Linked DNA regions of Mus musculus: region 1 is linked to region 2. Evidence: chromatin loops called from intact Hi-C (ENCODE). Cell type or tissue: left cerebral cortex. All regions are shown on one strand.

Region 1 (5,000 bases), 700 kb after region 2:
TCCTAGTCTCAGGCCACTGCTTGATCACCTGACTCCATCAGGCAAACCCAGAATTTCTAGTTCATGAGGATGCCCAGGCTCAGGGCTAAGCTGTGCATGAAGATCACGTAGCTCCTCTTCTCAGGGGTGGAGGCAGGAGGAATATGGAACAGACCTGGGGGCTTTGCCCCTACTGATCAGACACTGAGAAACTGTGGTCTTGACTCCTAAGTCCTCTGTCCTAATTAGGGTTTCTATTGCTATGATGAAACACCATGACCAAAAAGCAAGCCGGAGAGGAAAGGGTTCATTAGGCTTATACTTCCACATTGTAGTCCATCACTGAAGAAGGCCAGCACAGGAATTCAAACAGGGCAGGAACCTGGAGGTAGGAGCTGATACAGAGGACAGGGAGGGGTGCTGCTTACTGGCTTGCTCTCGATGGCTTGCTCAGCTTGCTTTTTTTTACAGAACCCAAGACCATCAGCCCAAGGATGGCCCCACCCATAATAAGCTAGGTCCTCCCCCATCAGTAACTAATTAAGAAAATGTCCTACAAGCTTGCCTCCAGCCAGACCTCATGAAGGGATTTTCTCAACTGAGGTTCCCTCTTCTCAGGTGACTTTGGCTTAAGTCAAGTTGGCATTAAACTAGCCCGCACAGACTCCTGGTTTAACCCTGGTCCCTGATCCCTTTCTTTGTTCTTGGGGACTCTGGCTTTCAATTCCATCTTGTGCCTCGCTCCTCATCCTGAGATGTCACACCCTGAATGGGCCGGGGATGTAGCTCAGTTGGTAAAGTGTTTGTCTATCAAGCACAAGGTCCTGGATTTGATCCCCCAGCCCAGAACAAACTAATTGTGGTAGTGCATTCTTGTAATTTCAGACTTTCAAAGGCAGAGGCAGGAAGATCAGGTGTTCAAGGTCGTCAGCAGAGGCCACCCGGGATCCATGAGACTCTGTCTCAAGATCAACAAGCAATCAAAAACTTTTTTTTTAAAGATTTATTTATTTATTATATGTAAGTACACTGTAGCTGTCCTCAGATACTCCAGAAGAGGGCATCAGATTTTGTTACGGATGGTTGTGAGCCACCATGTGGTTGTTGGGATTTGAACTCAGGACCTTCAGAAGAGCAGTCGGTGCTCTTAACCACTGAGCCATCTCGCCAGCCCCAAAACTTTTTTTTTTTTTTTTTGTTTCGAGACAGGGTTTCTCTGTATAGCCCTGGCTGTCCTGGAACTCACTTTGTAAACCAGGCTGGCCTCGAACTCAGAAATCCACCTGCCTCTGCCTCCCAAGAGCTAGGATTAAAGGCGTGAGCCACCACCGCCCGGCAATCAAAAACTTTTAATGGGACCTAAGAACCAGACATTCAAGAAGTCAAAACAGGAAAATCACATGTTCAAGGCCAATAATAATAATAATAATAATAATAAAAGGAAACTGGGCTCTCTTGGCCAGGGGAGAACCAAGGGTCTGTGCCATCCTCTACCCAAAGCATCTTTCCCAAAATGCTGGCTGGGACTCTACCATCTGAGGCATCCATTTGTCCCTCCCTGGCTCTTCCCAAGGCCTCGAGGGCCTTTGCTAGCCTGGACAATGCTGCAGCTCATACACACGGCCCTCTGGAGACCAGAGAAGCACTGGATGAAGGACTCCAACCCTTGGGGCTCCATCCTGACCACCAATAACTCCTTCTCTGGCTCATGACCTTGTCTGGGCTAGACCTTCCCCACTGGGCACCCAGTGACCTCTAGAAAAGGGGTGGATGGCCTGGCAAGTGGGTGAGTTAAACTACCATTAACCCTTCAGACCCCAGGCCGATCACAGCTTCCTTGAGAAAGCCCTCTCTGACCCACATCTCAAAGGCACTGAGCACCTATCTGTCAGGTACTCGATAACCCACAACCAAACTCTTATGCCACAGATCACGGCGGCATCTGTCTCTCTGGTTAGGCTGCACAGCAATCCGTGGAGCTGGGAGCTGTTTACCACCTACAGATCCCCAGCAGTCAGCACAGAACTCTGCCCAGCAGGAGTAGAGTGAATATTTACTGAGTGGATGATGATTGAGGGATTTATCTGTCAGAGTGGCGGGGGGTGGGGTGGGGGGGGGGCTCCTCTGGGCTCCCACAGTTGTGGACACAGCCCTCTGTCCTGCATATCCACTAAGCCCTTTCCTGCCTACCCCTCTTTCACAAACCTCAAACTCATTCAGAGCTAAATCTGGTCCAGAATTTTCAAGTCAGGGTGTGTGTGTGTGTGTGTGTGTGTGTGTGTGTGTGTGTGTGTGTGTTTAATCTACATATCTAATGTATCTTAAAGAATAGAAAGACTTGCCAATGCCAGGTCACATGACCCAATAAACTCCACAACTGTGATCTCTCTAGGTAAAGGCCTAAGTCTTCAGATTCCCCAGTCCCTCTCCAAGTTCCTTCCCAGCCGGGTCCATGCATCCCCATGACCCTGTCTTTTGGCTCTGGGACCCATTGCTGTTTCCAGAACGCCACCTTTCTCCTCTCTGGCTGAGAACATCCCCAGTTTAGGGCTGCCCCAGAGCGCAGGCACCATACTCGGGACTGAATGAGCGCCTGTGCATTGAGCAGAAGGAAGCTCTAGGGAGCGGGGAGACACAGGAGAGGGGGGCTTCCCTGGGGAAGGAGCACGGATTAGCCGTTCTTTAGGGATTACTTAAGAAGAGATAATTGGGTGCACCAAACACTTTGTATTTTGTCTCATTAGCTGCCGCGACGCTTGCCATGCTTAAAGTTGGGGTGGTAAGTAGGTTAATCTCATTGAACTGGTTTAATAAATAGAAATCCATTTTCAACTGTTTCCCAGGAAAGGGAATACCTCTGCTATGGCCAAGCTCCCCGAAGAGGTCTGGGAATCTATTGCCACCTGGTGGCAATGTGTATGTATTGCAGGAGGAATATTCTAAACAGGTAGAAGTGCTCGCTCAGAGAGGTGGGAGAGTTGGATCCTGCCCCAGGGGAAGCAGCCCCGACACAAAGGGAAGCCACCAGTGGCACAAATAACTGACTTGTGGAAAAAACTGAGTGTGGTGAAATTTAAAGCACAAATATTTAGTTTTTGAGAAATCTGATCTGGGCTGAAAATCTTTCTGAAAGCTTTTAACTACAATCATGACATTTGGGGGACTTAGGTGGATAGTTCAGTGGTAAGGCAATTGTACCTCTGTGAGGCCCTAGGTTCAATCCTCAGCACTGTTCTCCAAGCAAAAGACAATGAGAACTGGCTCTAATGTAAGGCAGACCAAGAGTGAGCCTAGCCCCACCAAACCCTGTGACACTATCTGAACCATTTCTAGCTGGCAAGGTTTTCTATATATGCATATACATGCAGTGGCTTTCTAAATATGCATTTCTCTTCCCTCTGGCAGATCTTCACACCAATCTTTCAAAGTAAATCCTATTATTATCCCATTTTACAGATGGAAAAACTAAGGCTCAGAGAGGCACCATCCCATGCCTGGGAGTGACTGGCTCTGGCTTGGCTCTGGCCCTTCACTGTTTCTTTGCATCCCTATGCAAGAAAGCTACTGTGAGTCCAGAACTGACAGTGATGGCTAGCGTTACAAACTTGATAGAATCTAGACTCACCAAGGAGACAGGGCTCTGAGCATGCCTTAGGGGCCTATCTTGATTAGGTCAGTTGAGGGAAAAGACACGCCCACTGTGGGTGACAGCATTCCTTCGGCACAAGTCCCAGACTGCATAAAAAGGTGAAAGCTGGCTGAGTACAAGTTCTCCTTGTTCCCTGTTTCTAGACTGCAAATGCAATGTGACCAGCTCCCTACCAGCTCCCTTAAGTCCACGCCATGGTAAATTCCATGACCTGGAACTGTAAGCCAAAATAAGCCCTTTCTCCCTGGAATTGCTTCTGTCCTGGTATTTCATCACAGCAGAAAAGTAACAGAGCAAGCAACAGAGTCAGCCAGCAATTGGCCCTCACTATCATCTCTGTGGGCTTCTGGGAAAGACACAGAAACACCAAGAGAACCCATAGAAGCTGGTCTTAGATTTTGGCTTGACCTCTTCTTGTAGGACCCTGTCCCAGAAGAGATTGACTGGCTGCGGTCCTGAGCCTGAACAGACCCTCAGACACCTGCCCACAATGTCCGCAGCCACTGCCAGGCAGTAGAAAGCCTTAGCTGCTGACTCGTAGATTCACAGTATGTTATGCACTCCCTAGAGAGAAATACAAAAAAACAAAGACAAAACCACAACTCTCCCCAGACTGCCTTGTGGTCTCTATGAAAGGAAACAATACGGGCAGTCTTTGTGTTTAAAAGAAAAATTACTGAAACAAGCAAAAAAGATTCCAGTTTGCACTCTTTTGAATTGAGAGAAATAAGCAAACACTATTTCCTAAATCTATATTCGCTGGGAAGCATCCTTTTATTATATTTATGCGAAAACATGAGTCAAATCTCATCCCAGGCCGAGAGAAGACACATTCAATAATAAAATGCAAACGCTGTTTGCGGGGAATTACAGAGGATCAAGTTTCTGGCCTATTGTGAGGAGTGGTTTAAAATTAAGACTTTTAAGCTTCATGTATCCCAATTTTATTTTGCAATAATCTATGCCTTTAACTTACCCTGTTTATATTTGCTCCCAATAATGTAGCCAAAAATCCAGCAAGCACTGATTGTGAAAAGGGTAACTCATTATCTGCTTCCGCCCAGGAATAACAAAGGGGAAAAAAAGAGGGTGTTTGCTCGCGCCCCCACAGTTCTTGGGAAATATTTGCTCTCAGACATTTGGTAATATCACGGAGAGCTCGCCTTTCTGCATGGGAGCTTTGCAATTTTAAAGAGATACTTAAGAAGAGCAGAAAGGAGATGACAAAGGTTTGTGCCTACAGCTCCGGTCCCAGTGGAGTCCCGTCTGCAAACTCACCTGAGGCATTCTGGGATACTTACAGAAGCTTCCAGCAAGCGTGGATGGCTCAAAAAAACGCCTCAAAAAGGCAAGGAGGGCTATGGGAGAAAAG
Region 2 (5,000 bases):
GACAGGGTCTCCCGTAGCCCAGACTGGCTTGGAACTTGCCAGGTAGCTGAGGCTGATCCTCCTTGCCCCCACTTGTAAGTGCTGGGAAGACAGCTGTGTACCACCACATCTGGCTTGTGTGTATGTCATCTATTTGTGTGTCTGTGTGCACGTGTGTACAGATGTCTGTGCACATATACAACAGCGGAGGGGAGGAGTTGATAGCTGGTATCTTTCTCAATGATGTCCATTTTTGAGATGGGGCCTCTCACTGAGCCCAGAGCTTGCTGCTTTCACTAGAGCAACAAGCCCCAGGATCATGTGATCAGCGCCTCTCCCATCCTGGGAGGAGAGTACGGCTAAGCCTGGCTTTCTGTGTGGGTTATGGGGATCTGAACATAGGTCTCCATGCTTGTATGGCTAACACTTTCTGAACGAGTCACCTCCCCAGCTCCTAGGGAAATTTAGTGGAAAAAAATAACCCAAACTAATGGTGGTAGTTTAACCAGAAAGTGTTTCTATTCTAAAGAGCCTGTATGCATGTATATACACACAATCACCTGGAGAGCCAAAGAGCTTCATTGAGCACACCCACGTACACACACTCATGACCATCCCTGTACAGGTACTTGTAAACACACATATCACACTCTTAGATTCACATGTATGTACTCAGAGGTCACACTGCCAGTGAGCTTGCGCATGCCTACACCTACACACATTCACAGACCAGAATCTTTCCCCCTGTAAGAACAGCCAAAATGGTGAGCAGGAGCTGTTTTTAAATAGAAATTCACTCTTTGGTGTTTTTTCTCCCCTTGGCTCTGTGGCGGGGTTGGGAGGGGAGTGGGTGGGTGGAGGCAGGGGGAGCTGGCTGGAGAAGTCAGGCCTCCCCTGGATTCCTCCCCAGGCGCCAGGCTGGGAGCCTGTGGAGCCTGCAGCAGAGCTGGGTTGGAGCTGCATTATTGAGAATCCTGCCCTTTTATCTCCAAGGCAGCCAGACTTGCCTGGGAAGGAGGTCACCCCAGGAGCTGCCACAGCATCCTCTGAAAACAAGCATGGTGGACTCCGCCCAGCCTCTCCCTTGCCGCTTCTAGGAGACCTCGCTTAGGTTCTCTCCGTGGAGGCTTCCAGGCCTAACAACAGATCCCTGGCTGAAGGGACTCTAGCCAGCCAGAGCATGGCAAACATGGCTCTGATAGACCTTGCCCTGCTAAAAAAAAAAAAACGATAGATTACATTCCTAAAGCTAGCCTCCAAGGTTTATTCCCTTATTGGACCACTTCCTCTGACTAAGACTGACTACCAAGGTCTGGCTATCAAAGTATTAAAGTCCAGCAATCTAAAGTCCCTTTGGCTCACCTAATTAACATGCCCAATTAAAACTAAACACCTCATCCTAACACGGGGCTTTCCCTTGTACCTCTATGAATTGTCATTGGCCTATGGGCCACGTCTGTCTTTTCTCTATCCAGAGGCAGTCCTTTGTCATGTCCTCCCAACCCCATCCCCAACAAATATCCCTCCCCCTCTCCCTTGTTCCCTTTCCCTTCTCCCTCATCCTCTATCTCCTGTCATTCCCTGACACTATTCCTTCTGGGACAAATAAATCTGTCCTGAGATCTTGGTCTTGGGGTGTCCTGAGCCCATCCTGGTTACTTCCTGTCACCTGGATCTGGGAGGCAGTCTCAGTGCCTCAGATGACTCTGATGGGTGGGCACCCTGAAGGAAGCATTTTACTGTCATCTTAAGAGATTTTTCTCTGGGAACCCCAGAATGGGCTGTGTCCTCATTTCCTCAAGACCCTGTGCCATCTTAGTGATGGGAAAATTCTCATACATCAGGTCCCCTGGGGGATGAAGTAATAGGTGGCCGTGAGCCACCTGATGTCAGTGCCAGGGACCAAACTCAAGTCTCTTTTGTTGTTGTTGTTTTGTTTTTTACAAGAGCAACAGTATGTATTCTGCCATCTTCCTAGCTCTGGGTCATGAAAGAGACAGAGGCCTGAGGGAAAGACTTTCCCAGGCCACTCTGACAGTCAGTGAATTGGGATTGGGTCATGGACTGTGTGAACCTAGAGTTCCGTGTCAGATCAGTCAGGTTGGGCTTACTATAACAGATACTCTTGAGTCTCATTGCTTGAAGACAACACAGACAGCAAAGGTTGGCAACATCTCTGCTCACCTCAGTCACTCCTGTCAGACCTGGCTGGTGGTACAGCTGCCATCTTGGATTTACCATTTGCTGGGAGAGGAAGAAAGCTCAGTAGGTTTTCTTGGCAGTTCGGTGTGCTGGCCTGAAATGTGCAGTCATTGGCCTGAACTGGTCACATGGCTCCGCCTAGCTTAGGAAGGATGGAAATTAGTAAGAGTGAACAGAGCCAAAGGTGTCCACTTTTCCACCACCTTCACTTGACCCAGAGACCAGGCTCACGGCTGTGTCTGTCAATCTGACACCACTCTCGGCCCTTCATTTCCTCTTCACCTGCCCTAGCCTCTGGCTCTGTCTTCCCTCTTCTCTCTGCTCCCGTTAGGAATCCTTCCCCCTTCTCCTCACATTCCAGTCTGGAAGGTGTTTTAGTTTAGTCCTGGCTTTGACCCTAACCCGCTGTGCAGGGTGATCCAGGCCAGCTTTCCCTTATTAGCCGGGTTTATTTTTCCCACCCGTGTACTGGGATTCCGTCTTCAATCTTGGCCCCCACCGCCTCTTACAGAAGAGTTTCTGGAGGCTGCTGCTTGTTGAGACAACAGACCTGGGGGAACAGATTTCAGTTTCCCTCTTTTCCCGTCCCTGTTTTAGACGATCCCACACATATGTTGGGCCTGGAGGCATCCCACACGTCCTTGGAGCTGAAGGGGCCTTGGTAACACTGCCAGGAAAATGCCTTATCAGAGGAGGGTGCTCGCCCCCAAATGGAGCTGGGCCAGAGCAGTCTCTCTCTCCTCACTTCTATGGGATGGGGGCAGCTCCTGGGACACAAGAGGGCAATGTTCGCCAGTGTGGCAGGCTTTGCCAGCCTCTTGCCTCTCATCTGGAAACTGCCCAAACAGGGAGCTTTATAGCTTGAAATCAGATGGAATTGGGTGTGTTCGGGTTGGCATGGCCATAGGTAGCTTAAAGAATTTAGATTTGATGTTTAGAAGGACACTGGGCAGAAATAGTTCCTGTGTGAGAGGAGGAAGCTTAGAGGATCTTCTCTGGCCTGTACTTAATTTTCAATTTGTCTACAAAGCTCAAACATCTTGCTTTGTAGTTGGAGGTGACCTTGAACTTCTGACCCTCTGGTTTCTCCCAAGTTCATAGATCATTATAAAAACAAGTCTTAATGCCACACTAGGAAGTGAACCCAGGGCTTCTTGCACACAACGCAAACACACTCATCTGACCAAGTTATCCCCCCCCCCCCAGCTCTTTAACATTTGAAAAGTTTTGTGTTTAGCTGCGTGTGGTGGCTCCTATAATCCTAACGCTTGGGAGATGGAGGCAGGAGAATCAGGAGTTCAAGGCCTGCCTGAGTTACATAAGGAGTTCAAGGTCACCTGGTGCTACTTGAGACCCTGTGAGAAATAAAGAAAGAACTAAACCTGGAGTCTCAGGGGAATACTTGGTATTGTGGAGTGTGGAGCATCTTCTATGTTTTTCAGAGTTGATCGATATTTTGGTTTTGTAATCATCAATTCTGAGAACTCCACTTTGCATAAACACATAGAACAAAGCAGCCAAAGTGTGTTTAGGACCATTTCAGAAGCTGTTGGAAATTCTGTCCTAATCCCATGCCAGAACTCATTTAATTAGTTTTTATGAAACTCAAGTTAGCAACTCAAACAGCAATTTTTAAAAATCAAACATTCTAGCACAATACAATTCAAAGATACATGAATCCGATACACACTGAAGGGTAGTGGTGGGGACATGAGGAAAGTCTCTGTTCTCTGTAATTAAAGGATTCCATTTCAATCGGAGCAGGAAACTGTGTGGAGTAAAACTGTATTGCCTTAGTCAGGGTTTCTATTGCTGCGATGAAACACCATGACCAAAAAGCAAGTTGGGGAGGGAAGGGTTTATTTGGCTTACACTTCCACATCACTGTTCATTACCAAAGGAAGTCAGGACAGGAACTCAAACAGGATAGGAACCCGGAGGCAGGGGCTGATAAAGAAGCCATGGAGGGATGCTGCCTCCTGGCTTGCTCTCATGGCTTGCTCACTCATTCTTATAGAACCCAGGACCACCAGCCCAGGGATGGCCCCACTCACAGTGGGCTGGGCCCTCCCCCATCTCCCATCCATCACTAACTGGGAAAATGCCAGCTGGATCTCATGGATGCAATTCCTCAACTGAGCTTCCTTTCTGCAATGGCACTAGCTTTTGTCAAGTTGACACAAAAGCAACCAGCACAGTCCCCACCATGTACGGTGCTCTTGAATCTGGGTGAGGGTTTTCAGGCAATGTTCTCTGGTCTACGGTGAGATGGCACATGTAGCCTGAAATGCCCATGCTGTGTGCTAGAACTGAGGCTGTGGTGAGGTCACACGGTGCCACGTGGTGCAGCACTGGCAGCAAGCAACACCTTGGAGTCTCTGTGCTTTTGGTTTAATTAACTCTTGACCACTGTGTGTTCAGAAAGTGCTCAGTGTTGCCAGATTTCTTCCTCTTCCTCTTCCTCTTCTTCTTCTCCTCCTCCTTCTCTTCCTCCTCCTTCTCCTCCTCCTCCTCCTCTTTCCTCCCATTCCTCCTCCTCCTCTTCTTCTTCTTCTTCTTCTTCTTCTTCTTCTTCTTCTTCTTCTTCTTCTTCTTCTTCTTTTTCTTCTCCTCCTCCTCCCTCTCCTCCTCCTCTTCTTCTCTTTCTTCCTCTTCTTCTTCCTCCTCCTCCTCTTCTTCTTCTTTCTGGTTGCAACCTCCACATGTAGTTACATGACCCCTCATGAGATTGTGACATACTCTCTGAGAAGAGTTGGAGTTGGAAGTCCCAAGTTTGCACCCTGCCCATGTGCTGTGTGTCCTCCCCTACACACATGCGC

What was found. Peaks named below come from ENCODE experiments on the same cell type or tissue, not always from the same donor. Only the 100,000 strongest peaks of a DNase experiment are listed, where the experiment ranks them.
Region 1: a loop joins it to region 2, with 2.2 times the contacts of the local background. A loop is called at or near these places in 6 of 42 quality-filtered maps.

What each region holds. Positions count from the first base shown.
Region 1 is chr4:125,229,781-125,234,780 of GRCm38, reverse strand. All of the region lies in intron 4 of Gm32611 (a long non-coding RNA gene), which reads right to left. Among named protein-coding and RNA genes, the nearest start is that of Gm40244, 14 kb to the right of the region's middle. In left cerebral cortex, a CTCF peak has its summit at 2,889 (motif pointing left); a DNase peak (open chromatin) is centred at 2,879.
Region 2 is chr4:125,934,414-125,939,413 of GRCm38, reverse strand. No RefSeq gene overlaps it. Among named protein-coding and RNA genes, the nearest start is that of 2610028E06Rik, 15 kb to the right of the region's middle. In left cerebral cortex, no CTCF peak of the experiment used is centred here; DNase peaks (open chromatin) are centred at 817 and 2,831.